Linked DNA regions of Homo sapiens: region 2 is linked to region 1. A link is an interaction called in ENCODE POLR2A ChIA-PET data of the cell type or tissue named here. Cell type or tissue: HepG2. All regions are shown on one strand. Links, peaks and the distances in the headings refer to the core of each region. The heading gives the core; the rest is flanking DNA.

Region 1 (15,350 bases), core at 3,072-11,071:
ATAAACAGAATCATACAAGTGACTTTCTGTTTCTGACTTCTTTCACTTTGCATGTTTTCAAGGTTCATCCATGTCGTAACATATGTCAGTTCTTCCCTCATTTTTTGGCTGAATAATATTTTGTTGTGTGTATTTTGGGCTACTATGAATAATTCTGCTGTGAACATTTGTATACATGTTTCTGTATGGGCTTTTTTTTTTTTTTTTTTTTTTTTTTGAGACAGGGTCTCACTCTGTCACCCAGGCTCTGGAGTGCAGTGGTGCAATCATGGCTCACTGCAGCCTTGAACTCCTGGGCTCAAGTGATCCTCCCACCTTGGCCTCCCAAGCTGCTGGGACTACAGGCATGTGCCACCATACCCAGCTAATTTTTGTATTTTTTGTAGAGACAAGGTTTTGCCACGTTGTCCAGGCTGGTTTTGAACCCCTGAGCCAAGAGATCCACCTGCCTCAGCTTCCCAAAGAGCTGGGATTACAGCCTCGAGCCACTACTCCCAGCCACATTTTGATTTCTCTTAAGTATACACACTGGGAGTGAGACTGCTGGATCATATGATAAGTCTGTGCTTAACTTTTTGAGGAATGATTCCTTTCATCTTTTCAACAGCAATATGGGAATTGGAAATCAGTGTGATCATGTGCCCAAGGTGACACTCCCATAAGAGGTGGAGTGGAATTTACAGTCAAGCCATTCTGATTCACAGCCCCTGTCCTTGCACTCAGTCAAGATGTCTCGTTAGTGTACATGAAATAGAGACAGTGGTGGGAGCTGAGGGCTGCACGCAGGGCACAACAAGAGGTAGAGGCTAGCAAGCGTAGGATGTGCTCAGGTGCATTCAGAATCGAGGACTATGAGGGTGGACAGGGGCCAGATTCTTGAGAATCCTGAAGGACAGCAGAGTAGGAAGCCATGGCTCCAAAGTCAGGCAGCCAGAAGTAGATGGGCTTTGAGGACCAATGGTGCCAGGGTGTGTCATTGGGACCTTCTAGGAACTCAGGTAAAAAATGATGGCCAAGAGTAGGCAATGTTAGAGAGTTCATCCTCAGGCACAGACAGGGCAAAGTGTGCAGCACCGTGGACTGCCTTTGTGACTTTTATGATTAGATTGAGAGAATCACCACCTCTTAGCAGAGAGAGCAACAAACAATGCAAACAATGCAAACACAGACACACAAAGAAGGAGAAACAATAGCCCTCATCACCACAGCCCTAGTGGTGGCAGCAACTAAGGAAATTATATAGAGAAGTTGGAGGAGCCTGTGCAACCAGCAAACAGAAATGTTGTGAACCCATTGAGATGTATGGACTTTCCCTGACATGCTACCAAAAGTTTGTCATTTTAGGAGCCCTGAAGACTTCTTGAAGATCTGATGTGCAGGCCTAGATCTCAAGCTTATTTATTTTTCTGTTCTTCTTCTTGCATATTAAGATGGATGCTTTTCTTATTAATTTTCAGCCTTGCCCTTTTTCCCCAATATGTATAAACAATTTCAAGCTATAAATGTGCTTCTAAGTTCTGCTTTAGCTGCACGTCCTCTTTCTTTCTTTCTTTCTTTTTTTTTTGTGAGATGGAGGCAGGAGTGCAGTGGCGTGATCTTGGCTCACTGCAACCTCTGCCTCCCAGGTTCATGCCATTCTCCTGCCTCAGCCTCCCAAGTAGCTGGGACTACAGGTGCCCGCCACCACACCTGGCTAATTTTTTGTATTTTTTAGTAGAGATGGGTTTCACCATGTTAGCCAGGATGGTCTCGATCTCCTGACCTCATGATCCACCCACCTCGGCCTCCCAAAGTGCTGGGATTACAGGCGTGAGCCACCGTGCTCAGCCTCCTTTTTCATATTTAGTATTTTCCTAATCATTCAGTTGTAAATATTTTAATGTCCATTATGATTTCTTCTTCCACCTTTTGTTTTGATTATCTATTGCTGCATTCCAAAAAAAAAAAATTAGCTTAAAATGACAATCATTTCATTCTATCTCATGATATTGTGGGTCATGAATTGGGACAGGCTTCAGCTGGATGATTCTCCTGCTCTTCTGAACATTAACTAAGGGAACTAGTGATCTTCAGCTGGTAGATGGGCTGGTCTGGAGGGTCCAAGGACTTTCACTCACATGTTGGCATCTGGGTGCAGATGGCTGGATGGCATGCTCAGTGAGACTGCTGGACAGTGGCTACCTCTGGCCTCTGCAGCTTGGCAGGCTCAGGATGGTTGGACCAACTCAAAGCAGCTCAGATCCCCAGAGAGAGAGGAACTGGCCAGTCTGGGAATTGAATCTAGAAATTAGCAAAGCACAATTCCACCATAGTCTGTTGCTTGAAGCAACACAGAAAGGTCTCCCAGATCATTGGAAGGCACACAGCTCCTGCTGCTGAATGGGAATAGTGGAAAAATATTTCTGATCATTCTTTTTGGAGTGAATTGTGTCCCCCAAAAATTCATATGTTGAAATCCCCCAGAACCTCATAACATGACTTTTTGCAGGTAGGGCCTTTATAGAGGTAATTAAATTAAAATGGGGTGGTTAGGGTGAGCTTTAGTCCAGCATGACTGGATTAGAAGAGGAGTTTCTGACACAGACACACAGGCACAAAGCCCATGTGAGGACAGTGAGAAGGCAGCCATCTGCAAGCCAGAGGGAGGCCTCGCAAGGAATCAAGCCTGTCGTCACCTCAATCTTAGACCTCTTGCCTCTAGAACTGTGAGAAAATAAGTCTAATGTTTAAGTCACCCAGTCTGTGGCGTTAGTTATGGCAGCCCTAGCAAACTAATACATTATCTTTAATCCATACATTAATGAATTCTTCATAATTACCTTTCTTTTTCTTTTTCTTTTTCGAGATGGACTCTCACTCTGTCGTCCAGGTTGGAGTACAGCGGCGCGATCTCGGCTCACTACAATCTCTGCCTCCTGGGTTCAAATGATTCTCCTGCCTCAGCCTCCTGAGGAGCTAGGATTACAGGTGTGCACCACCACGCCTGGCTAATTTTTGTATTTTTAGTAGAGACAAAGTTTCCCCATGTTGGTCAGGCTGGTCTCGAACTCCTGACCTCATGATCAGTCCACCTCGGCCTCCCAAAGTGTTGGGATTAAAAGCATAAGCCACCACGCCTGGCCCATAATTATCTTTGTTAAACTTCAATCACATGGGTTTCTAATTTAATAGCATGGCGACTACAGAATGTGGTCTGTCATGTATCAAGCATTTGAAATTGGTTGAGGCTTCCGTTTTAGCCTTTATGTATGTGTAAGATATTGGAAAATATTCTTGGTAAAATTGACCAGAAGATGTATTCTACAGTCACTGTTTAAGAAACAAGTGAAAATGGTGGTTAAAATAACCAAAACAACTAAACGTGTGTGGAAATAAACAAAGACTACCCAAAGGAGAGCAGGCAGAGGCGATCCATTCAGAGCTTGCTGTAGCATAGGAGTCAGACACTGTCACTTGTGTTTGGCAGAAACTCAAATCAGGCTGTTGATCAAGTTTTTATCATGAGGGCAGGTTTCAAGGCTGCCATTCATTTTTCACTGATGGTTTACTTTGGGCTTACCAGGAAAATCAGTCACTGTTAACCAATCATTGGTTTCTATGTAAATCAAAATATTAACAATTGCCCAAGTGCAGTAGCTCACACCTTCAACCCCAGCACTTTGGGAGCCTGAGGCAAACAAATCGCTTGAGCCCGGGAGTTCAAGAGCAGCCTGGGCAACATGGCAAACCCCACCTCTAAAAAAATACAAAAATTAGCCTGGCATAGTGGCATGCACCTGTAGTCCCAGCTTCTCGGGAGGTTGAGGTAAGAGGATGGCTTGAGCCTGGGAGGTCAAGGCTGTAGTGAGCCATGTTCATACGACTGAACTCCAGCCTGGGTGGCAAAGGGAGACCCTGTCTTAAAACAAACAACAACAAAAAACAGTCTCTATTTACATAACATAAAGAAGCCCTTTGGAGAAGGTAGAAACAGACTTTGCTGCCCTCTCTGAGCAAACATTGTCTCATTAATCCTCCCCACAACCCAACAAGGAGGTTTGACCTACTGAGTTCCATTTTAGGAGATAAGAAGCCGTTGTATGCCTCAGTTGGCTACCCAGTCTAGGGGCAGTAAGCCCCCACTTGCTATAATAGGTTGTGATTGTCTGATGTATTAAACTGAACTTTAAAAAGTCATTTCTATTTCGCTACACAGCAGTGGGGCAGCGCAGAAACAAGGAAATTATATCTTCTGCTTCGACTGTTTTTCATTTTTACTTTGTGTTTCTAGATTCTCAAACTTCCATCACTCTAACAGATTCTCAAATTAGAGGAGAAAACAATCTTACTTTACATAAAAACACCAAATTGATCCTTTATGGATGCAGTGTGGTCAATGACAGCATTTGTTTTCCCAGCATAGATTGTGCTGATGCATTGTGTATGTGGCCTGGTCTGTAGCCTGTGTGATTGACAGATGATTGAGAGACAGAGAGAGAGAGAGATTGTCAGGAGGCTTAATGATCCTCACAACACAACTGGGGTAGGTGCTGTGGCCCCCACATTACAGCCGAGGCCCAGAGAGAGTCAGTAGCTCACCCAAGGTCACACAGCTTGTGAACAGCAGAGCCATAATTTGATCAATGCTGCTAGGCTGCCTGTCAAAATACACCCAAAACAAAACTTACTTTTTGTATAGCATGAGCTTTTAATTCTATGGGTTGCTGTTGCATTGAATTATGCCCTAGTGTAACACAAACTAAAATATCCAGTTGCAAAATTAAATAATAAATAAATAATGGGTCTGCGTGCTGTTTATCAGTCCAAATGTGGCTGCATTTTTTGGCCAACTATGTCTTTTAAGATTACATCCTAACATTAAGTTTTTGTTGGTTTCTAATCCCAGCTTTGGCAGTTTTGGACAAAAGCTATGGGCATAATATCCTCTTGGCCCTCCAGGCAGGGGCGCTGCAGATTCTGGGCTGGGGGTCAGTGGGGGCAGCTTACAAAATGTTTTTCTGTGAGGGCCTCGGCTGAAATAGAGGGGAACACTGCTGAGCTCTGGCCTCTGTGTCTGTATCTTGACTGACTTTTTAAATTTTTTTTTCTGAAATTTCTGTGTGGCCTGACAAGTCCGAGACTACCACAAAGTGGCCACAAAATTTGTTTAAATGTTGTCTGTCAAGTTGGAAATTTTATTTTAAAATTCATGGTGCAATGGCATTATAATAAACCTTATTTTTCCTTCTGCAGTCTGTTTCTGGATGCTGGCAGTCATTCAGAAACATTTGCTGAGCACCTCGTACCTGCTGAATGAACCCACGTGAAGGGGAGCCAGGAGTGCGGATCATTAAAAAGCCTGTACTTTCTCAGTCCCCATTTGACACCACAGAGAGAAAATGCATGCTCCTGATTTGGGTAGATCTAGAATGTTCTTATGAATATGGTAGGTGGAGCAAGGGATCCAGGTTCTTATGATACATGATAAGAAAGGCCCTAGCTTGGTCAGACACAAATAAAAGCCAAGCTTTTCATCTAAACTCCCTTGCACCATCACCCCCTTACCAACCAGTACAGAGAGCTTAACATCTCTATACCAGATAGTGAATGTTTCTAATAAGAATGGCAAATTCTTATTGTGAGAGAGATAAGGGCATTCAAGTGTTAATTCAAGAGAAATATGTATATGGTTCTTTAAATGATTTATTTACTAACAGCATTAAGTATGGTGTAAAGGAATTTACATACCCTAATTCTCGTCTATATATTTTTTTGGATTTTAAAATGACAACTTGTCTAAGTTCGCATTAGTATTAAGCCCTAACATGAGACAGTATTTATAGCATAAGATTTTTGCCACCTATTTTTAATTGTAGCGCTGTTTTATCAATAAGATCAATTAAAGAGTTGAACATTTGAAAAGAAGAAACATGAAAATGAATTTCTAACTGTACGGTATTGAATACATGAAAGTTCTCTTAAACTTAGTCCAGAGTCTCAATAAACATGGTAAGTATGTAATAATTCACATTTACAACCGCCATAAAAACTCTATCAACCAAATTATTTTATGACGTCAAAATTATCTGAAAAAAATTGAGGAACTAAAATTTTTAAAAATAGGTTCTCAGTTAGAGCTGTCTATTAAAAGGATAAATTTTAAACTCTCCGGAGCTGGCCTTCCTGGTTCCAGGAGCAGCCTGTTGGCCTTCTCTCGCAAAGCTCAGTTCCTTTCCTCCATTCCAGAAGACCCTCAAGCCTGTCCCATGCACCTGGTTTTACATTTTTAAATGTTAAAAGGAAGACCACCGTGAAAGATTGGCATGTTAATAGTAGGCTAAGGCGACAGGTGCTGGGGCTCCGGCTTAGAGATCCCCACAGATTCCATGCTCCCAGGGCTGGCTGCAGCCATCTGCCCCCACCCACCCCCACCCGGCCCAGCCCTCCCCTCCTGGAGGTGGAATCGTGGCTTGCACAATCCCCTCTGGGCCCCTGGGGGAGGCGCACCATATTGATTTTTTGGACTTCGTTTCTGTGTGTCTCACCAGTCTTTGCCCGGCACAGTGACTCACTGGCGTCCCTTTCAGGACTTTCTCCCGCCTGATAACATCTAAATGACTCATGCCTACACCACCTGGAGAGCTCAGGGAAGGCACGGTTTGTTCAGGCCACCCTCACTCCAAGGGCCAGCCCTTTTTTGGAATAGAAACTAAAAGTTGGTAGCTTCCATTTGTAGTTCCATCTAACAGAAGAGCCGACCCACTCACATTAGCTGGCTCACGACTAAGGCAACCAATGCCTCCCAGAACATAGACTCAACTGGCAACCCCGGCACTGAAGGTCAAGGTGAGTCAAAGACACTCATGCAGAAGGGTGGATGCTCTTCCAAGTGTGACTGGCTGGCCTGCACGGCTCACTGCCTCCCCTCCTCCCGTCAAGATGCAGCTTCAGTTTAAACCACCTTCGTTCCATTCATCAAAGAGGAATATTTACTGTTATTGTAATGACTCTTCTCACAGTACACAAGGCTACACCTGAAACACACAGGCCTTTCAGAAAGCACAAAGGAGCATTGTGCAAGCCCCTGCCCAGTGAGATGGATGGGGGCGTAGACACGCCAGTTAACAGCCGGGCTTTGCAGGCCAGCAAGACTTATCTGTGGCCGCACCATGGCCACTGAGCTTGTACCTTTCTTCTTTTAAAAATTGCTCCTTCATTATAAGCAGAGTTAAATACCTGCACATGTGATTTGTGTTGAAATAATAAAGCAACAAACACACATCAAGCTGAGGAGAGAATCTTGGCTAAGGTAGGAAGTCGTGGGTCTGGTCTCAGTCTGTGCTGCTGACCAACTGTAAGAACTCAGAACTCACTGTCCACTCAGGACCACAGTGTCTCATCTGAAAGGACGAGGAGACTGGAACACACCAGAGCCATGGTTCTCAATGTGTGGTCCAGAGGCCCTCGGGGGTCCCTGAGCCTCTTTCTGGGGATCTGTGAGGTCAAAACTACTTTCACAAGTATGGTTTGCCTTTTTCACTCTCACTCTCTCATGCTTGAACAATGGAATCTTCTAAAGGCTTCCTGACACGTGATGCTACAATGGATGGAATCCAGAGGTGGATAGGAGAAGCCAGCTGCCTTCTATTAAACCAGAAATGAAGAACATTTGCAGAAATGTACAACAATGCCATGCTTCCCATTAATTATTTTGTTCTTGCTTTAGAATATGTCACTTTTCATTGAAAAATGTTACTCATGATTTTATGTAAAAGGTTTATTGTTGTTACTTTTAAATACATATTTTAAGTGTTTTTTAGTTTTGATTTCTAATATGGCAAAAATTGGTAAAATCACATACACAAGGGCTTTTGGGGATCCTCAAAACTTTTTAAGAGTGTAAAGGGATCCAGAGACCAAAAGTTTGATAACCACTAACCAAAAACTTTGACAACCATCATCTTGAAGGGTCCTTGGACTTTCTGGAATTTGGATCTCCCTTGCCTTGTTCAGTTTTCTCTCTTTTTAGCCATCTCGTACTTACTGCCATTTCAGTTCCTATGTACCTGACTTATTAATTATGCTTATTGTTTACCATGTGTGTTCCCCTCCCATATAAACTCCATGAGGACTGAGATATTTGTCCATGATGTTCATCAGTGCATCCCAGGCTGCCTAGAACTGGGCCTGGCCCTTAGCAGGCACTTGTTTTTGGATGGGAGGGAGGAGAAGGGAGGGGAGAGGGCAAGTTCTTTCAGTGTCTGTATAATGGACAGAGCAAGGTGTACCACCTCGGTGTGATAGAAGAGATGGAGACAGGAGAAAGGAAGCTCTGCACAGGATCACGTGGTAGGTGGCAAAGTCAGGGCTCCATCACAGCTTCTGTTGTCACATGACTCTGTTATCTGACCCTTTAAGGCAGCCCCTTCTGCTCCAACAGAGCTTCAGGGTAACTGAGTGCCCCGCAATTGGTGTTAGCAGAGAATCTGTGTCCAGTTGATCCCTAAAAGTTTGAGGAACACTCATTCCCCAGTGCATAAGTTCCTGATAAATGACCTCATAAATAAATGACCTCCCTTTGTAGGAGGTTGGCTGGAAGGCTCAGATGCACATGGCTGCTGGAAGTGAGGTCCTCCCACAAGAGAACCAACACGTCCTTCAAGGGTCTCGGGGTCTGTGAACAGACATGGACATCAGGATTGGTTGAGGGGCTTCCAGGTTCAATCCTGGTGGCACAGGTGAGGCCCATTCACCAGACCAGAGTGTCGCCAGCCATCCATAGCAGGTGTGCTCTTTGTGGCTGCCTATGGCTTTTAGTCCTGAAAAGCTCAGGTTTAAGTAGCCAGGAGCACAACCCAGGCCTTGCTGCTGCTTCTGGACATCTCTGGGAGTGAAAAGGGAGTTCTATGCTCAGCCACCTGAGTTTGTGGAGCTCGTTTCAATCTCAGTCTCTCCCATCAGCCTCCTGGTGACTCCTCTAAGAGGTCTCAGTGCTTCCTTCACCCTCAATACTCAAGGCCTTGGCGAAAGGGAATTCTTCTGAGACCTGAAGTGTAGAATCACGAGGGAGAAACAGTCAAGCAAAATTGACCGTTATCGCCCAGGAGATAAGACCCAGGAGTCAGTTCAGAGAACGCAGACATGACCGTAGAATTGTGTACATAGCAGGCCTTGCCCTCAGTGGATATCCAATAAATTGCAATGGACATATGTTTTCTTTTCTGCACACTCTCTTGCCTTTCCCTTGGCTGGATCTTGGGGCTTCTGGGAGAGTGATGCGGAGGGGAATATTGGAAGAAGAGGCTGAGAGCACAGATGAAAGTCATCCCATCTGTTTGGATTTCATTTTAAGAGCAGTGCAGAGGCATTGAGTGTTTTTAGGCAGAGAATAACATTAAGGAACGTACAGGTGTACTTCGGAGATATTGCAGGCTCAGTTCCACACTGCAGCAATAAAGCAATTATCGCAATAAAGTCATATAAATATTTCAGGTTTCTCGGTTCATATAAAAGTTATATTCACACTATATTGTAGTCTATCTAGTGTGCAATAGCATTATGTCTAAAAAACAATGTACATACCTTAATTTAAAAATACTTTATTGCTAGAAAGTGCTAATAATCATCTAAGTCTTTGTCAAGTCATAATCTTCTTGTTGGTGGGTGGTCTTTCTGGATGTGGATGGCTGCTGACCAATCAGGGTGGCTGTGGCAATTTCTTGAACTGAGACAACAGTGAAGTTTGCTGCATTCATTGGCTTTTCCCTTCATGAAAGATTTCTCTAGCATGCAATACTGTTTGATGGCATTTTACCTACAGAACGTCTTTCAAAATTGGAGTCAATCTTCTCAAACTCTGCCACTGCTTTATCAACTATTTATGCAATATTCTAAATCCTTTGTTGTCGTTTCAACAAAGTTCAGAGCATCTTCAGCAGGAGTAGATTCCATCTCAAGAAACCACTCTCTTTGCTTATTCATAATAAACAACTCCTTGTGTGTGAAAGTTTTATCATGAGATTGCAGCAATTCAGTCACGTCTTCCGGCTCCACTTCTAATTCTAGTTTTGTTGCTTTTTTTTTTTTACCACATCTGCAGTTATTTCCTCCACTGAAGTCTTGAGCCTCTCAAAGTCATCCCTGAGGGTTAGAATCCACTTCTTCCAAACTCCTGTTATTGTTGATATTTTCACTTCCTACCATGAATCATGAATGTTCTTAACGACATCTAGAATGAGAATCTTTTCCAGAAAGTTTTCAATTTACTTTGCCCAGTTCCATCAGAGGAACTACTCTCTATGGCAGCTATAGCCTTATAAAATGTATTTCCTAAATAAGACTTGAAAGTCAAAATTATCCCCTCTATCTGTGGACTGCAGAATGGATGTTATATTAGCATACATGAAAACAGCATTTATCTCCTTGTAAATCTCCATCAGAGCTCTTGGGTAACTAAGTGCATTGTTAATATTGAACGATAATATTTTGAAAGGAATAGTTTTTTCTAAGCAGTAGTTTTCAACAGGGGGTTTAAGATATTTAGTAAACCATACTATAAACAGATGTGCTGTCAGCGAGGCCTTGTTCCATTTCTAGAGAACAGGCAGAATGGATTTAGCATAATTCTTAAGGGCCCTTAAGATTTTCAAAATGGTCAGTGAGCATTGGCTTCAACTTAGTTACCAGCAGCACCAGCCCCACCAAGAGAGTAAGCCTGTCCTTTAAATTTTTGAAGTCAGACATTGACTTCTCCTCTCTAGCTATGAAAATCTTAGGTAGTATCTTCTAATACAAGGTTGTTTCATCTACACTGAAAATCTGTGATTTAGTGTAGTCACCTTCATCAATGATCTTAGCTAGATCTTCAGGATAACTTGCCGCAGCTTCTCCATCAGCATTTGCTGCTTCACCCTGCACTTTTACATTCTCGAGATGACTTCTTTTTTTAAATGTCATGAACCAATCTCTGCTTATGCAGCTTCCTCATACCTCTCAGGCATCACAGAATTGAAGAGAGTTAGGGCCTTGCTCTGGATTAGGCTCTGGCTTAAGGGAATGTTGTGGCTGGTTTGGTGTTCTATCCAGACCACTCAAACTCTCCGCGTCAGCATAAGGCTGTTTCACTTTCTTACCATTCATGTGTTTGCTGGAGTAGCATTTTTAATTTACTTGAAGAACTTTCTCTTTGCATCCACAACTTGGCTATTTGGCACAAGAGGCCTGGCTTTTGGCCTATCTTGGTTTTGACATGTCTTCCTCACTCAGCTTAATCATTTCTAGTTTTTTATTTAAAGTGGGATACGTGTGACCCTTTCTTTCACTTGAACACTTGGAGGCCACTGCAGGCTTATTAACTGGCCTAATTTCAATATTGTTGTGCCTCAAGGAATAAGGAGGTCCAAGGAGAGGGAGAGAGACAGGGAAATGCCCAGCCAGTGGAGCAGTCAGAATACATACACATTTATTGATTCCGTTCACTGTTTTCTGTGGGTACAGTTTGTGGTTCCCCAAAACGATTATAATAATAATATCAAGGACCACTGACCACAGACCACCACAACAGATAGAATAATAATAAATTTGTGCAAATAAATAATAAAAAAACATTGTGAAAATTACCAAAATGGGACACAGAGATAGGAAGTGAGCCCATGCCTTTGGAGACATGGCACCAGTGGACCTGCTGTATACCACAACCTTCAGTTTATAAAGAACATGGTATCTGTAAAGTACGATAAGGTAAAGCACAGTAAAACGAGGTGTGCCAGTGTTGGGGAGCACATCTGGCTGCCTGGCATAGTATTGACTGAAAGAAAGATAACAGAGGGAGGGTATCTGAAAAGTAACTGCCAGATGCTATGGTGCCTGCTCCTTTGCAGTCAGGGAGAAGAGAAAGAAGAGACTGATTATCAAAGAAATCCCAAAGCTAGAATCCGCAGACCCCCATTCCAGATTCATTAAAAGTGGACAAGAGATAGGGGAGCCTGAGGATTGTCCCTGGTTGACTGGAAGGTCACCCAGGAGGAAGGGGTGTACCTCAGAGATGGACAGGGATGGGCCTTCTGCTCGTCCTACAGGCACCCATTCTCAGCACAGGCTCATCCAGCCAAAGACTAAATTTCCCAGCCTCCTTTGCAACTAGATGATATCACGTGACAAAATCCAGACCAATGGGCCTGCCATGTGCAATTCTGATTAGTGCCCTTAGGAAGATGAGCCTCTGCTTCTCTTTCCTCCTTTCCTAGGGAGGAATGCAAATGTGGTAGGGAGACATCTTCAACCAGGAGAATGAGGACACAGCAAGGTGGGAGGATCCTAAGTCCCAAAACTACCACAACATCACCAAGCCAACAAACCAGCCTAGGGTCACCTTCCCCAAGTGTTATGGGAGTGAATAATAAACCTCTATTTCTTTTTTTTTTTTTTCCTTCGAGACAGGGTCTTGCTCTGTAACCCAGGCTGGAGTGCAGTGGCACAATCTTGGCTCACTGCAACATCCACCTCCCAGCTTCAAGTAATTCTCATGCCTCAGCCTCCCAAGTTGCTGGGATTATAGGTGCCCGCCACCACATCTTGCTAAATTTTGTAATTTTAGTAGAGCCAGGGTTTTGCCAGGTTGCCCAGGCTGGTCTCAAACTCCTGACCTCAAGTAATGCATCTGCCCTGGCTTCCCAAAGTGCTGGGATTACACAGGAGTGAGCCACTGCACCTGGCCAAACCTCTATTTCATTTAAGCCCCTGTATGTGTGGCCTCCTGTTACTGATGTTATTTTCATGTGTTATTCTACGCGAGGGGCAGAACAACTTGCTTTTGTTGTATTTCAAGTGACTGTATCGCTGAACCAACCACTCTCGGAGCCACACTTCCTCTGCCTACAGGCTCTGTGTTGACTTGTGGCATGAAGAACACCTGTGAGGTATCCACAGCATACACCAGCCCAGGGACGGAGGCCACATGGGCCTGAGCCTGCAGCTGGCAGTGGCGGACACAGATGCTCCAGCAGGAGTGAGGGGAAACACTCCACCAAATGAAGGCCTCAGGGTCATTCGGACCTCGTGGAAACAAGTTGTATCAGGTTTGCTGGCGAAGCAGCTAGGAGGCTGTGGCAGCTGTTATTTATTCTTCAGTAGGACATTTGGCGCAATGTCTTACATCTTCATGGGTAATTAGACAAAAAGAGCTCACCACCCCTAGGTGATGTCAATGCAGAGGGAGAGTCCTAGTGACATACTACGGGCTTGGCCTCAGTCACTGTTTGTTCAATGACTTGCTTATCAGGGTTATATGTGGGCCAAAGCAGTTACTAATAGAAGAGACCTTGGATAACAAACTCGAGGGTCATAAAGATCTGGAGAGGCTGGAATGATACACTGAACCTACACAGACTCATTCATTCCTCCCCCATCTGTTCATTCAGTGAAAGCATATTCATCAACACCCAGAGGACGCCAGGCACTCAGGAAGGTGCTGGGACACCACAGGTGAAAAGGGTCCGGTTCTCACTGACCCTGCGCTTTCGTATGTGGAGAAAGACAATGAAATACAACAGACCGAGGCAGGTGGATCACCTGAGGTCAGGAGTTCAAGACCAGCCTGGCCAACAACGCAAAACCCCGTCTCTACTAAAAATACAAAAATTAGCTGGGCATGGTGGCACGTGCCTGTAATCCTAGCTACTTGGGAGGCTGAGGCAGGAGAATCGCTTGAACCTGGGAGGCGGAGGTTGCAGTGAGCCGAGATTATACTACTGCCCTCCAGCCTGGGGAGGAGAGAAAGACTGTCTCAAAAAAACAAAAACAAAAACAAAAGACAAAAAAAAAACAGATAAAGCAACAAAATCATTTTTGGAGAGATAATGCTGGGAGCGCATTATTGGCAGGATGTGATAGTGACATGAAAGTAAGGCTCTTTCCGCTTGGGATCGGCAAGAACTGCCCTGAGCCAGTGACATTTGCCCATTTGCCTCAGATGATGAAAAGGAGCCAGGCTTGAGAGCCAGGTGGAAAGAACGCCAGGGAGCAGCGAGTGCAAAGTCCCCAGGGGGCAGCAACGGGAGTTTTCCAGGAACAGACCCAGGCAGGTACACTGGAGTGTGACCAGCAAAGAGGAGAATGAGGAAGGGGGTGGGGACCAGGTCACAGAGGGCATGGTGAGGAGTTTTGGATTCTCTTCTCTGCAGGGTGAGAAACCTTCTGGGAATTTTGAGGAGAGAGGTGGCGTCATAGGATTAACTTCTCCAAAGGCTACATTGGCTGCTGTGTGCAGGGTGGATTCTAGGAGGTAGAACAGAGGAGAGCTGGGAGGCTCTTGCATGGTGGTGATGACCAGGGCACTAGAGAAGAGACTGTGCTTGAGATGTGTTCTGGAAGCAGAGTCCACGGCATTTGCTGATGGTTTATGGGAGTAAAGGAAGAAGAGAAATCCAGGACAACTCCAGGTCTTTTGCTGAGCAACCGGTGGGTGGTGGTACCGGTTCCTGGGACGAGAAGCCCTTTTCTCCATCTCTGCTAATAACTCGCTGGCCTGAGCCAGCCTCGTCACTTGCCTTTAATGCTCCTGTGGTCACATGGCTGGCTGCCCTGCTGCCACCACGCCTCTTCCCCATGGTCTGGGATTGATCATGTGCAGGGCAGCACCTGAGGTCCACATTAACACTCCCACACACCAACAGATGAGCTTGGAAGGAAGCCCCTGTGTGGTTCACACACAGGAAATAGGCGGGTGGTCACTGTGTGGGACTGTCTTGGATGGCAGGTCAATGGCACATCTCTGGTCGAGGAGGGGAATAAGGACACCAGGCAGGGGAGATGCCTGAGTTGAAGGAGTGAGACCAAGGCAGAAGCCCACCCAGAGGATGAGGGCTGAGGGAAAGAGAAGGTTCTCATGCACAGTGAACAGGAAGCAGGGGGCTCTCCGGACCCGGAAGTGACCCTGGGCCGGCCAGGGGACAGACCAGTCTCTACTAGACCATGGGGCTGGCTCTGGGGGTATTTTAGGTCTCCAGGTTGATGTCTGCAAGGCCAGCTTTTTTTTTTTTTTTTTTTTTTTGGAGACAAGGTCTTGCTCTGTTGCCCAGGCTGCAGTGCAGTGGCTCAATGCAACCTCCACCTCCCAGGCTCAAGCAATTCTCCCACCTCAGCTTCCTGAGTAGCTAGGACTACAGGCACGCACCACCATGCCTGGCTAATTCTTGCATTTTTTGTAAAAATGGGGTCTCACCATGTTGTTCGGGCTAAGGCCAGCTTTTTCTTGCTGATGCAGGAAGAGGGACTGGATCAGACTCAAATCTGAGAGGCCCTGGAGGACCCAGCTATGAGAAACTAGCAATGAACTAGAGCAGGAGGGCCAAAGGCAGCCTGCTGGCTTCTTC
Region 2 (15,350 bases), core at 2,991-10,990, 180 kb after region 1:
CCATAAATTCTCCCTGGGACAGACTGTGGGTGGCAGTGGTCGCCATCTGTCCTTGGCTGACAGGTGCCCAGAGCTGTGGCAGTGTCATTCCCAGCAGCCCCAGGATTAGGCTGTTATCTCTGTTTACCAACAGGAAGAGACACTCGGTGGAGGATTCAAGCTGATACAGGAGCCGTGGATTGCCACCTGCCTCTTCTCCTATGCCTGTCATGAGTACACACACCAGTCCTGTCTGCTGGCCAAGCCCCCTTGCTCCCAGGTGGGAGAACAATGTGTAGAAGCACAAATTATAAACTGATTCTTGTGTTCTCTAAAGACAGTCTGTTTTTCAGATCATGATTAGGAATGAGTAAACGGTAAGTCTCAAAGTTTTCAGGGGCTTATTATACAGGGCCTATCAGAGTAAAAATAGAAATTACAACAGCCCAACATGGAAGAAAGTTTTCCTTCCTCACTCCCAAACTTCAAACAGAGTCCGAGGGTTAGGATGTGGGCGTAGCTTTTTGGGGGGCCACAATTCAACCCATTCCAGCTAACTTGATTGAGTATTGATGCCTTTTAAACAAGCAATGGAGTGATCATCGGAGATGAAGAAGCAATTTAAGCTCAACCCTCAAATGCAAACCCTTCCAAAGCAAACATCCTAGGAGGTGCTACTTGAGTTAACCTCGGAGATGATTAACCTGGGTTTTGCACCACTGCCCTGAGCCATTTTCCACAGAACAGAACAGAACAGAATTCTTTATTATGTTTCTCAAGATGCTACTTTTCTACACTGCAGTTATTTCAGGCATGACTCATGTTAAAATGAGTGTGATAAGATTTCTTGGTAAAACCCCTGGGAGGCTTTGAGTAGAGAGTTTTTAACAGTAGCTACCCCAAGCAAGGCAGCTGGAGTGGGTTGAATGGTTCCTCCCCAAAAGATCATCCCTGTCCTAACCCTTGGACTCTGACTGTGACCTTATTTGGAAAAAGAGAGTTTACAGATGTAACTAAGTTTGAGATCTCAAAATGAGGTCACCCTGGATTACACAATGGGCCCTAAAGTCAATTACAGGCATCCTTATAAGAGACAGCAGAGAAGACACAGACACAGAGGGGAAGGCCATGTGAAGGCAGAGAATGGAGTGACGCAGCCACAAACCAAGCAATGCCTGGAGCCACCAGAAGCTGGAAGAGGCAAGGAAGGGACTCTTCTTCAGAGGGAGCAGGGCCCTGCCCACACCTTAGCTTCAGACTTCTAGCCTCCAGAACTGGGAGAGAAGAAATGTCTGTTGTTTGAAGCCACCCAGCTGTGGCACTTTATTACGGCAGCACGGGAAATGCATACAGCCTCCAAAAGAGAACGAAGCCCTTCTGAGAGCTTGATTCCAGACATGCAAGACCCTGAGCCCACCGCGCCTGGGTTTCTGCCTACAGAACTGTGAGATAATCCATGGTTGTTTTACGCCACTCCAATTGCAATAAGACAGTGAGGATGTCATGTGAGTGACCAGCAAGGCATGTGGCCCAACCAGACAGCCAGGGAAGGCCTTTAACGAGTAACTTGAGGCTGAGAGTGAGGTGGTGAGTTGTGGAGAAAGTCCCAGCTCAGGGTTCACTGTGGACCAACAGCTCTTTACTGTGGGGTACTACCTTCCTGGAGAATTTCCTGGAGAGTATAAGGCCTGACGTGGGCCTTCAAATATCTCAACAAGAACAATAAATCCCTCCAGAAAACCATATTACTCCACTTTCTTTCCAAAGGAAATTCAAGTCTGTTGAAATGCTTGCTCTAAAACAGTTTCCAGTGATATTAAACAAATTCGTGGCTCTCAGAATACCTTGGGTGATGATCAATAAGAGTTGTATGTGCTTTACATGCTGATAATCACACCTAACCCACAGCATTTGTCTGATGCCTAAGTGGGCTCAGATTTGCCCAAGGCTCTGGTCCAAGGACCTCTGAGGGACACAGCCTCGTCACTCAGACAGGAGAGCCCAACTCAGTGACAAACAAAGGCCAAGGGATTCTGCACATGAAGACAAAACAGAGTCTTCCTTCTCAACTAGAGAATGGCTTATCTAAGAAAAAAATCAACTGGAGAGAAAAAAAAAGTGAGGATGTCAGCATTTAACAGGAATCTTGAAACTTTGACAGGAAGGGTGACCCTTTTCGGTCAATCTGAAATGTATGCAGACAGGTCACAGATATATTCCAAATACATTTTTTTAATTGCTAAATATGTTTAAAGAAGATTTTTAAAATAAAACTCAATGGACCAGTTTATACACTGCAAATTCATTACATTTTTCCAACCACGCAGAGCTAGGCTTAAACTCAACTATACTGAAGGTTAAACTCAACTATTACCAGTGTTATTCTATCCCAAAGAATGAGCCAGGTCTAAGCTGATGTTTCCTCCTGTTGTGACAATAAGAACTTTCCCCATTGTCTTCCACCTTTCCCCTTCTCGCTCCATTTCCACCTCTCCATCGCGCAGGGAAGGCAGATTAGAGTTCACTAGAAACACAATACCTGAAACATAAAGGCCTCACACCTACCCGCCTAGGAGTACAGCTCAGATGATCTTTCTAATAAGGAGTGGCAATGGAGCTTGCAGGCCGAAGAAACTATAACTTGGGTGTGATTGACAAGAGCTTAGGCTAACACATGCCTGCTTCTATAATTATATTGTTTGTCTAGAGAGAAAAAACAAAAAAACAATAAATCATCCAGCGGTGCATGACTGGCTTAGTTCTCTGTCTCTCTCTCACTGGGAAACTCACGATGAAGTTCTTCCAGGAAGAGGTTGCAACCCCACCTGCCCACCATTCTCCATGACACCTGTCACTGACCAAGATGCAAGAAACACATGGGCCCCTGCAAAATCTCTCGATTCATTTTACTGTTTCTTGGTGAACTGACTTGTATTATCTCCCTTTTCGCTACCCTTATTAGTTTCCTACAAACCACTACAAGTTAGCAGCTTAAAACCACACATGGCGGGGCGTGGTGGCTCACGCCTGTGATCCCAGCACTTTGGGAGGCCAAGGTAGGCGGATCACGAGGTCAGGAGTTGGAGGCCAGCCTGGCCAACATGGTGAAACCCCGTCTCTATTAAAAATACAAAAATTAGCCGGGCGTGGTGGCACGCTCCTGTGGTCCCAGTTACTCAGGAGGCTGAGGCAGAAGAATCGCTTGAACCCAGGAGGCGGAGGTTGCAGTGAGCCAAGATTGCACCACTGCACTCCAGCCTGGGTGACAGAGCAAGACTCCATCTCAAAAAAAAAAAAACAAAAAAAACATGTACTATCCTACAGCTCTGGAGGCTGAAAGCTCAAAAATCAGCCTCACTGGGCTAAAATTATGGTGTTGGCAGCGCTGGTTCCTTCCGGAGGCTTTAACGGTGAATTGTTCCTTTGCCTTTCCAGCTTCCAGAGGCTGCCCACGTTCCTTGGCTCATGGCCCCTTCGTCCATCTTTAAAGGCAGCAGCAAAACCCAAGTTTTCTCCACCTTCTCTCCCTCCTTCCATCATCACATCACCTTTTCTGACTTGGACGCACCCAAGTCCCCCTCATAAAGTCCCTGTGATTACACTGGGCCCACCCAGATCACCCAAGACCATCTTCCCCCCTCAAGATCCTTCACACAATCACGTCTGCAAAGTCCCTTCTGCTGTGTCAGGTGACACATTTGCAGCTTTTGGGAACATTACTTCCTCTCCCACTGCATTTTGGCGAGCACAAAGCTGAGACATCTCACAAGAGTGATCCCTGATCTGGGATTTGAGAAGTATGGTCACTAGAAATCAGACAGAAATCTGCCCACCTGCACTGTGGGTGTCATCCCACTATTTAAACACCAGCTAAAAAGCTCTAGGGTGTCTGCAGATGCCATCAGCCCAACTTCAATAATGACCATATCTATGTGGGCCTGTGTGCTTACCCACTGCAAATCTAAACAGCTGTCACCAAAACATCCCAGATCCATCCCCTCTCTCTGCCCTACTGCTCCCCCTGGTCCAAGACACCACAGTCTCTCCTGGGGACACCTACAGCAGCTGCCTGAACAACCTTCCCACTTCCTGCTGGGCATCCTGTAGCCCCTGGCCCATGCAGCAGCCTGTGGCCTCCCCAGAAGGTATACCCAGTCCCATCAGTTCCAGCTCAGAAGCCCCCACTGGCTTCCCAGAACATATGGAGTTAAATTCAAGGCTCAAGTGGCCTCACAGCCCTCATCCTATGGCCCTAGCTCCCTCTCCAACCCCATCTCACTCCTCACCTGCTTAGTTCATCCTCCCTATGCCCAGAGTTTTCTCTTCAGTTCTTCATATGATACTGGGTCTTCTTCAGGCCTCTGGCCCCAGCAGTTCCATCTGCTGAATCCACCTCCAGGCCTCACCTTTTTGGCCTGGGATGGAGTGTGTTGACTTTGATCACCAGCCATTCTATCCTCCTCCAAGGCAACTTATGACTGCCTTGAGGAAGCTGGATGTCATGTCCCCCCAGGTTTCACATACCGAAGTCCTAACCTCAAGTACCTTAGAATGAAACTGTATTTGGACATGGGGTCATTGCAGATGTAATTAGTTGAGATGAGGTCATCAGGGTGGGCTTTAATTCAACATGCTGGTGTGCTTATAAAAAGGGGAAACCTAGACATGGACACGCACACAGGGAGAACACCCTGTGAAGACAAAGGCAGGAATCGGAGCAATGTGTCTACAAGCCAAGAAGCACCAAAGATGGCCAGCAACCCAGCAGAAGCTGGGAAAAGGCCTGGAAGAGATTCTCCTTCACAGCCTCAGGAAAACCAACCCAGCTGACACTTTGGTCTTGTACTTCCAGCCTCCAGAACGATGAGACAAAAAATGTCTGTTTTGTTGTTGTTGTTGTTGTTGTTGTTGATGATGATGATGGAGTCTCACTCTGTCACCAGGCTGAAGTGTAGTGGCACGATCTCGACTCACTGCAACCTCTTGCCTCCCAGGTTCAAGTGATTCTCCTGCCTTAGCCTCCGAGTAGCTGGGACTACAGGCATATGCTACCACACGCAACTAATTTTTTTGTATTTTTAGTAGAGTGGGGGTTTCACCATATTGGCCAGGATGGTCTCAATCTCTTGACCTCGTGATCCACCCGCCTCGGCCTCCCAAAGTGCTGGGATTACAGGTGTGAGCCACTGCGCCAGGACAAATGTCTGTTGTTTAAGCCGCCCAGTCTGTTATGGCAGCTCTAGGGAGCTGATATGCTGGGAAAGCTACCATCATATTTTCTGATCCCTTGCAAGGACTCTAGAAGAGTAGGCCCCCCAACTCAACTCAATGCCCTTGCGTAGGGTTTGGACGGTGGAGGTGAGTGGAAGCAGGCGGCTGTGTTGCTGCTTCTTGGCTGGTGCTCTTGGGTGGCCCAGCTGTGGCAGCACTGGGGGTTCCTACAACAGTGTCAAGAGGCTTTGTTTTGTGAGTGTCATGAGGCAGTTCCCATGGCTACAGGCAGGCTGCTCCCAGACCCCTGGATCCAGCCTGTAACACATTCGTGTGTGTGTGTGTGTGTGTGTGTGTGTGTGTAAAGATGGGGTCTCACTATGTTGACCAGGCTGGTCTCAAACTCCTGGGCTCAAGTGATCCTCATATCCTCCCATCTCGGCCTCCCAAAGTGCTGGGATTACAGACATGAGACACTGTGCTGGCCTGTCACACTTTTTTTTTGAGACAGAGTCTCGCTCTGTCGCCAGGTTGGAGTGCAGCGGCATGATCTCGGCTCACTGCAACCTCTGCCTCCCGGGTTCAAGCGATTCTCCTACCTCAGCCTCCCGAGTAGCAGGGACTACAGGTGTGCACCACCACGCCCAGCTAATTTTTGTATTTTTAGTAGAGACAGGGTTTCACCATGTTGGCCAGGATGATCTCAATCTCTTGACCTCGTGATTTGCCCGCCTCAGCCTCCCAAAGTGCTGGGATTACAGGTGTGAGCCACTGCGCCCAGCCCTGTCACACATTCTTGAGCCAGTGGCTACTACCCCAGCTACTGGTTCCTGATTTTCCTGACAGCAGCAGTGAGCGCAGCTCCGGGCAGCCCACGGGGTGTGATTTGGGGAGCTGCTGTGGAGGCCCAGCCTTCTGAGGGATTCTGAAAGTACCTAATACCCTGCATTAAATCCTGTTCTGCTCAACTTAACCAGAAGGACAGCCTTTCCTGCAGGTGGACACTGGCAGCCTCACGTTTAGAAACAGATGCTGCTTTCCTCACGGACACCATCCACTCTTACACCACCCTCACTCTCACTGAGCTGTTTTCTATTGCACTCACAGGTATTTAAATGTGCTGCGTTTACTCGTTTGTTTGTGTACTTATTGCCTGAATTGTGACCTCCATGGAAACATCGACCTTGTCACTGGGCCTCTCTTCCGACATCCTCATGCCTAGAACAGCGCTTGGTGCAGTGGCCGCTTTGGGGTATTTATGGAAGAAGAGAGAGAGAAAAGGAATTTCTAAGTTTGGCTTCTCCTTGAAGAAGCTTCCAAAGGCGTTTCTAGAACACTTAAAATATGTGAAAATAAGGGCTACCTAGGTTATATGTTAAATGAATTATGCTAAAGAAGACTCAGCAGTTGCTAACTTTTCTCATCTGCTCTTAAATATCCCATTCTGCTGTTTCAAATTAGAAACTCAGAGTTCCAAAACAGTGAGATCGTTTACTTCTTTTTCTAAAAAAAAAAAAAAAAAAAAAAAAGGCATTGGAATAACGGAAGTACTTTAAGAATCTATGGGGCAAGAATAGAAGCTAGTCATCGTTGTCTGTATAAACCAAAAATAAAATTCTAATGCCCCTCAGCTATCTGAACGGATCCCCCCTCTCGGCCAAGGGCCTTCCAGAGTTAACCTGAAAATCTAGTTCAGGCCAGGACGGGAAGTGGGGGTCAGACATGCCTCATCACCCCAACATCAACACAGACCTTCAGTCTGACAAGAAACATGTACAATATCTTGTTTCTGAAGCCTGCTACCTCGAGGCTTCCTCTGCATGATGAAACCTTGGTCTCCACAACCTTTCATCGTAACTCAGACATTCCTTTCTATTGATAGTAACTCTTTCAACCAATTGCCAATTGGAAAATGTTTACACGTGCTTATGACCTGGAAGTCACCCTGCCCCCGCCACCAACTTCGAGTTGTCCCACCCTTTCAGACAGGACCAACGTACATCTCGCAAATATTGATTGATGTCTCATGTCTCCCTGCAATGTATGGAAGCAAGCTGTGCCCCACCATCTTGGGCACATGTCCTCAGGACCTCCTGAGGCTGTGTCACGGGCGCATTCTTAACCTTGGCAAAATAAAACTTTCTAAATAGATTGAGACATGTCCCCGATACTTTTGGGTTCACGTCTGTCACTGAGATGGTAACTGTGGTCATTTGAATACCCCCTCACATTATCCTCATCTCGTCACAGCAGCCCTATTCATCTGGCAAATTGAGGGGGATCACTTGGAATATTATGTTTTTATTAAAAATACGATTTTGGTTTTCTAAGAGATGCTCTGGGCTGCTCTAAACCAGGGACTGCAGGGCCCACCTGTTTCTGCAAATGAGGTTTCATTGGCACTCAGCCAGGTCCATTTATTTACACATTGCCTAGGCTCCTTTCTAGAGCTGAGTTGTTGCGTCAGGGACCACATGGCCTTCAGAGCCTAAAATATTTACTCTCTGGCCCCTTAAGAAAATGTTTGTCAGCTCCTACTCTAAACAAAACCCCTGGCCACATGGCCTCTGGCGCTGCGTTAAGGTCTTTGCTGTGCCCTTTGCGGACACGGACACGCTAGGGATGAACTGACTCAGAGCCGGCCAGTTTCAGGCTCCTTCCTGGAGCGATAGGAACCTGTAATTCTCAGCCCATGTGACCAGTACTGGCCAATGAAATGCAAGCGGAACTGACCTGCGCCTCCAGGCTGAGGCAGTGAAACGCTCCTGAGCCTTTCCCCAGTCTCACTCTTCTCCCCTATGGCAACCAGCAAACTTCCAGAGAGCGGAGGCAGGGGCCCTGCACGGGGTAGAGCGCAGACTCCGCCACTGCCTACCTATGATGGGCTTGCAGTGAGCAAGAAATCAGCTGTTGCATATTATGGCACTGAGATTTTTAGGGTTGTTTGTTACAGCACGATAAGCCTAGCTCATTCTGACTAGGATGGTGGTCTTTTTGCTGTCATAATTAATTTCCATTTCTCAGGGTTTAAAAGGGTGCACTGCCCCCCCCCCCCCCCCCCGCAGATCTCAGGTGGGCATTTTTGAACTTAACTAGATAACAAAACACAGCTAAGACAAGTCCTTTTCTCCAGCAAAGATGGCAATGCTCTAATAACTCTGAGCATATTAAAGATTCTCCAAGACTCTAGCCTCTGCTGCAAAAACACATACAAATACCTACTACTACTGCTGCTGTGATGATGATGATGACAGCAATAGTGAGAATATTTTAAATATGCCAGGCACGGTGGCAACTGCTTTCCAAATATTATCATATTTAATCTGATCATTGCCCTATGAGGTAGGAAGTATTCTGATTCCCATTTTATAAATAAGGAACCCGAGGCTTAGAGAGCATCAGTGACTTGTTCAAGGTCACCCACAGCTGTCAAGTGACAGAACTTCGATAAAAATCCAGACTCCTTTAATGGAGTATGGAGGGAGGTCAGAAAACATAGGAAGTAAGGGATTGTGATTGACAATGCGTCCTTGCAAAGGGACAGGTTAAGAGACACAAGGGCAGCTGTCTGAGGTGTGCCATTCACCAGCTTCAGGAGAGAAGTGGCAGGCTACCTCCAGCTATCCAGCCCTATCCAGCCAAGGAAGCTTGGGAGACATGTTAGTTCCCGCCTTCATTTCCATCAGCAACCTCAAAGCCACCCCTTGATATGATGAAAATAACATTGTTTGATAAAGAGTTGATATTCTCAATCTTATGAAAATGTGGATTAAAGCATCTTACTGATTTATTTAATCTGAAACAAAACAGCTGTTAAAGTGAACTAAATATGGTCTGAGAAGGACTCCGTACTTCTTTTTTTTTTTTTTTTTTTTTTTTTTTTTTGTAGATGGAGACTTGCCCTGTTGCCCAGACTGGAATCCAGTGGCACAATCTCGGCTCACTGCAGCCTCCACCTCCCAGGTTCCAGTGATTCCACTGCCTCAGCCTCCCGGGTAGCTGGGATTACAGGCACACACCACCACGCCCAGCTAATTTTTGTATTTGTAGTAGAGATAGGGTTTCACAAGTTGGCCAAGCTGGTCTCGAACTCCTGACCTCAGGTGATCCAGCCACCTTGGCCTCCCAAAGTGCTAGGATTACAGGCGTGAGCCACTGCGCCCAGCCAGGGCTCCATACTTCTATATTTGAGTCCTTGTGGATGAACTGCAACCTAGCTTAATAGGTAGACAAGATTGAAAACCTAACTTAGGAGTATGCGCCCGGAACAATAGCTGAGTCTTGGCCAAGCCCAGCGGCCGTACTTCAACCACTCATATGCTGCTGAGTCTTTAAGCTGTGTTCAAATAAGGCAAACACCATACTGCAACCAATCCAGCCATCCTGTACCTCACTTCCAATTTCTGTACATCATTTCCCTTTCTTTGTCTATAAATCTTCTTCCACCACGTGGCTGCATGGTAGTCTCTGCTGTGACTCTGGGGGCTGCCCGATTTGCGAATCGTTCATTGCTCAATTAAACTCCTTTAAATTTAATTCAGCTGAAAATTTTCTTTTATCAAAGCTAAGTAAGAATTTGCCAACACGTTGAGTAAACTTAATCATTTCTTCCAACCAGATTGCATCCCCGAGTCTCTCCTTTTGGGAAATTTCAGAACCTACACTGCCGCCCAGCTCTCTGCCTTCCTACAACTCAGCCCACCCATGACCGCACCTCATTCACGGCCCAGGTGTCAGGGACAGGGCAAGGGTAAGGGGGGTTCATCCCCCTGATAATAAGAAACCCAATGCTCTTCCTACCTTCTTGGTAGAAATCGCCTCTCTGGGACTTCATGACAGCCGCCTTTCCTATGGCATACATCATTTCTCGTGTTTTAGTGGCTTTGGTTTGCTTTTGAATGTGTGGTGGGAAGTTCCATGAAATTTATTAAATAACCAGGATATCCTGTTACCTTATCAAGGCCTCTATAGAAAACCATTGCCCTGGGAGAAGGGATGAAGGCACCTGAGACATCTCATATGAATCGTGATGGCAATGTCTCCCCTGCCCTGAGACAGCAAGACTGAGAATCAGGAGAGGTGGTTCTCATTATCCCTGAAAGCATTTTAGCTTGGATGTGGCCACTTTGAGGACTATAGCTGTAGGCACCCTAATTCGTGTTTTGTGATTATCAAAATATCTTCCGAATCCTGGACAGATCATGACATCCTTAAGCCCACTATCGTGAAGCCACATGGAGGTGGTGTCAGGTACAGAGCAGAGAACATTCGAGAGGCACTGGGTTGTCTGGGGGACCTCTGGGCTCCAGGAAGGTCCACATCTGCAGGGAGACAGTCCCACGGTTGATTCTGGAAATCCAAACTCTTACGAGAGTCAACCGCCAGCTTCACTTCGCTGTAATTACCCAGGCGAAGTGAGTGAACAATCTGAGCCTCCCCATAAAGCTAGCCCTCTAATTGTTGTGGTTTAACAGCCTCAGACCTCAGGCTGGGTGGAGAGGAGGGCAGGCCTCGCAGAAGCCAGACACCCGCAGGCAGCCAGGAGCGAACACAGTGCAAATACAACTGGCTCAGTCCTACAGCTCCTGTTTGGTTTACAGAGAATACCACCTCCAAGGCCATTCGCAAGCGCGACGTCACTCTAGTGAGAAAACAAGTAAAGCTGAGCTATTGACAAAAATATCCCCAACCATCTAACAAAATAGTAAGCCCAGCATTATTTTATTCCAGTAAAAACCCAATGACATAGGCCAGGGCCACAGTTACTATACCTTTGGTTGATGATTGTACTGAGGTTTAGGAAAGTCCCACGGCCTATAGGAGGTCAGACAGCCACAGTGGCAACCCTGGGCAGCCCTGGGCCAGGCTCTGGACCAATACACAGGCCACACACCTTTTTCAAAACCAAAAAGGAAGCACACTAGCAACTTATCCTCCATTCTAAACTCCTGTCACTTCCTGGGAGACCAGGTAAGGCTCTCCTGGATGTCTTCACAGAGCGGGCTTCATACGGGATCAGCCTTGACCTCCATTCATGCAGACAGGGATGGCAAGACAAAGCCTGAACACAGCATTCAACAAACAGACCCTGTGTCCAGGCTTGGAATTTCCCACTTAGGGCTGGTGATGGACGAGGACTCTGAGAAGTTCGTTCTGTTTGAACAAAAGAGGCCATGTCAATTTCAGAACCATGTATCTCTTAAATAATGCATAGTAATGTCCTCCATGCCTCTCTCTTGGAGGATCATCCAGAGGGTGATAGCATCGGAGCTTTGATCTTGGATTTTTGTGTCATCTATTCTGCCAATTTCTGATTCATTTGTCTCAACAATTTTGCCACCGTCTTTTCCCGGATCAGGTAAAGCAAAATCCAGATCAGCCCAGGCCTGTCTGCAAACAGAAATGAAGAAACTGTGCTAAATCTCAAAGATTCTGTCCTGCCCAAGGAGTGTCCTTACTTATAAATGGAGCGAAGCCTCCTGCACCTGCTACATGGGCTCGTGTGCGCACCGAACCCAAAGCTGCTTTCTGGGCTCACCATGCAGTCTCTCCACCTGAGGCCCCCACCCAGCCCCACCCTGTGATGCCCACACTGTGGGTCCACCTCGAAGTGCTGACATTCATCACCCTTTGAGGACATTCTGTGTGTCAGGGTCTGGGCTTACACCTTTGCAAGGGCATGTTTGTTTTGACTCTAACTTTCTTCTAATAGAAACTGAACTCTTATGTCTAATGGAAGTGATAGCGGTGTCAAGCACCCCCTTCACTTTTTTGTGGATGACCAAAACCTCATGCATAGGGACCCAGCCCACTGCCTTATGCAGGGTGGTGGGCATGCAGAAGTGTTTGTGGGCTGGATTTGAAAAGCTCCCACTTCAAAGATGAGGGGTCTATTTAATCCTGTGTTGTAATGTCAGTGCAGAAGGTTGAATCAGAGAGAATCTGAGAGGAGAAATCGCAAGCATCATGGCTGATTGCTTTCCTTTGTGTCTGGTGATGTCGCTGTGCCTGAATCCACGTCACTAACAATGGCCAACTGGCTTATGCCACCTACCCCCGTGGTCAGGGGTGGCAAGGTCTGACATCAGAAAGGAGGGCAAGAGGTTTGGGAAGGCAAAACCAACATCCCCTCCAAGAAGAGAGAACCGGCCTTCCTGCAAGGCCTACCCTTGATGGCCCTACCCAAGGCCCACCTGCCCTCTCTTCCCACGGAGCCCTCTAATCTCCCCACAGCACCCATCTATACCCCCTTATGGGCCCAGCCACCATCTTCCTAATATTGCCTTTATTGATGGGCAGTTCTCATCACGGCTGCTAAGAGAGTGAGCAGCTTACATCAGCATAGCCTGTCGGTAAGCGCTAAGTGATTGAAGGAAGGAAGGAAGGAAGAAGGAAGGATGATGTGTTCTCACATCTGTCTGCTAAAACAATAAGAAGTCATTGCTTTTGTCATGCTGTGACCTTGGTCAAGCCCCCTTTTCTGCCCTTAACTCCAGGAAGCTGGACTCCAGCAAAATCCTGCCCTTACACAAAGGCAAGCCCAGTAGGCCCTTGCCACATTGTTGGTGGTATTGTCCTTGTTAACCTGAGTGTTGGGGCTGCTGGGAGAGGAACCCATAGAGAGATCAGTGGCTTAGAAGGGTCCAGACCCAGCCAGTCTCCAACAGGGTGTGAGGACAGAGAAGAGGAGGTTGTCTTGCTGGGAATGGTGAGCACAGCCTCCCCAGAGAGGTGTGAGGCAGGAACAGGTGTGTTTCCACGCACCTGCACTCATGTCCCTCCGCAGGGCCCCAGCCTGCATTTTATGCCCCAGCCTTGTCTTCAGGGCTTCCCACCCCTTTTACTTTGTCCATCAGAACCCTTAGCCAGGTAATGATGGTTATTTGAAACTCCCCATCTGATCACTCCAACCTCTCTGTCACATCTGAGTCAGATTCTGATGCTTGCTCTGTCTCTTCTAACTCCTTTTTTTTTTCTCTTAGTAACCCTTGTAATTTTTTATTCAAAACCAGATATGTTGCACTGGGAAAATGGAACCCAATACTGCTTCCCACAGAGGCTTCTGCTCCTGTAAGTTGTGATATTCTGCATTTGCCTGTCTGCCTTTCCAATTTCGGGGTCAGTGGTTTGCCCTGTGACCTCAACTCCCTGACAGATCTAAGAATTGCTGCTTTGGGGTTTGTCAGGCTCTTTTCTTACTGTGTGGATAGGAGTGATGACGTCCAAGCTCTTCACATGCCAGACCAGAAACTGCAAATGTCTCTATTCTTTCCATTCCCAGAATCCGCTACCTTCTGATATCTGTCTATGGCATTGCCTCCAAGGCTCTGATGACCGTGAACTCCACCTGGGGGCCCTCTCCCTTCCCTACTCTCCGTTTCTATGTTTGCAACCTCTGTTAGGTCTAGCGAAAGGCTCTTTCCTCTAACAGAGGTTTCCCTGACACCCTGACTGAATCTTTGGATGCCCCCGCTCCATCCCCATCTTGGCACATTGGATACACACCAGTCCCGTCATTGAGTACTGTCTCTCTTATGAGACGGAAGGCACCTTGAGCACAGAGCATTGGCCTGGTCATCTTCCCACCCCTAAGAGTGGATGCTTCACAAGTATTAGCAAGATAAATATCTATGATTTTAAATTCCCATCGTACCGCCAACCCATCTTGTATGCATTTCTAAAAATGTATTATCTTGACATTAGAATACCTTTTAGGGAAGCACCTGTTGCTGTTTTCCAAAATATCTCAATACAGCTGCTTGGGGTGGAAATTAAGAATATGAGGATATGGATCAGTGTAAAAGAAATCACTGAATTGTGGCATTAGGAATTATCTTAAGAATTTGAGGCCGGGCGCGGTGGCTCACGCCTGTAGTCCCAGCACTTTGGGAGGCCGAGGCGGGTGGATCATGAGGTCAGGAGATCGAGACCATCCTGGCTAACACGGTGAAACCCCGTCTCTACTAAAAATACAAAAAATTAGCCGGGCGCGGTGGCGGGCGCCTGTAGTCCCAGCTACTGGGGAGGCTGAGGCAGGAGAATGGCGTGAACCCGGGAAGCGGAGCTTGCAGTGAGCCGAGATTGCGCCACTGCAGTCCGCAGTCCGGCCTGGGCGACAGAGCGAGACTCCGTCTCAAAAAAAAAAAAAAAAAAAAAAAAAAGAATTTGAGAAAGGGGCCCGGCACAGTGGCTCATGCCTGTAAACCCAGCATGTTGAAAGGCCTAGGTGGGAGGATCACTTGAGCCCAGAAGTTCAAGATCAGCGTGGGCAACATGACAAAACCCCATTTATACAAAAAATACAAAAATTAGCTGGGCTCGGTGGTATGCACCTGTGGTCCCAGCTACTTGGGAGGATGAGGTGGGAGGATCACGTGAGCCCCAGGAGTTCAGGGCTGCAGTGAGCCATGATCACACCACTGCACTCCAACCTGGGCAACAGAGTGAGACCCCATCTCAAAAAATGAAACCAAACAAACAAACAAAAACAGAATTTGAAAAAAGGAAAAGAGCAAAGTAGAGAGGCAGGAGAGACAAGGGGGCAGAGAGCTGAAAACCGTGAAGAGAGATAGGAGGCTGGAACCTAGCAAATGGCGCATGAAGGATGCTTTTAAGCACAGAAATATGTTTCCCAAAGTTGTTGGTGTTGCTGCAGCATAAATGCTCCAGCTCCCCAAGCCATTGGCCAAATCTGCACACACACACAATGCTTTGTGTGAATGTATTTATAATGGAGGGACCTGGAACTCCATGTCTCAGTAGACACAGAAAGAAATGGGGATTGTGCATGTGTGCGGGTGATGACATGGTCCCTGAACAGAATCAACTCAGCCAAAGCAGGAATTCAGAGGAATTGGACTTCCCATGACCAGCAGAGTGGGTTTGATGCAGCCTAGAACTTAAGAGGCCGAGTTACCACAGCTGACATCTGCAAACAGATGCACGAAAGCACAAATGAATGAACTCATGTAACATTCAGAGAGGACCCGATGTGTGGGCTCCATTTGTGATATAAGAGTCAACACTGGCCATGGGATAGAGTGTCAAAGAAATACCAATCGAGGCAGAAGTCGTATGGAGAAAGGAGGCCCTGGCAGGTCTGTCTGTTCCGTTGTATTTTGCTAAGGAGACTCAACAATGACTTAATCTACCTCAAATGG

Evidence for each region. ChIA-PET counts read pairs that join two places held together with the same protein. Peaks named below come from ENCODE experiments on the same cell type or tissue, not always from the same donor. Only the 100,000 strongest peaks of a DNase experiment are listed, where the experiment ranks them.
Region 2: POLR2A ChIA-PET joins it to region 1 with 9 read pairs; 1 of 35 experiments calls an interaction of 5 or more read pairs at or near these places.

The regions. Positions count from the first base shown.
Region 1 is chr21:38,781,125-38,796,474 of GRCh38, forward strand. It overlaps LOC107985480 (a long non-coding RNA gene), which reads left to right and starts at 2,928. Exons shown (of 3, transcript XR_001755102.2): 1 at 2,928-2,967; 2 at 5,233-5,425; 3 at 6,528-8,014. RefSeq lists enhancers at 6,013-7,212, 6,927-7,016. In HepG2, for the core only: no CTCF peak of the experiment used is centred there; DNase peaks (open chromatin) are centred at 3,587, 6,567, 7,037 and 7,557; H3K4me3 peaks cover 758 bases.
Region 2 is chr21:38,958,354-38,973,703 of GRCh38, forward strand. No RefSeq gene overlaps it. Among named protein-coding and RNA genes, the nearest start is that of LINC01700, 12 kb to the right of the region's middle. In HepG2, for the core only: no CTCF peak of the experiment used is centred there; DNase peaks (open chromatin) are centred at 7,118, 7,848 and 10,798; H3K4me3 peaks cover 593 bases.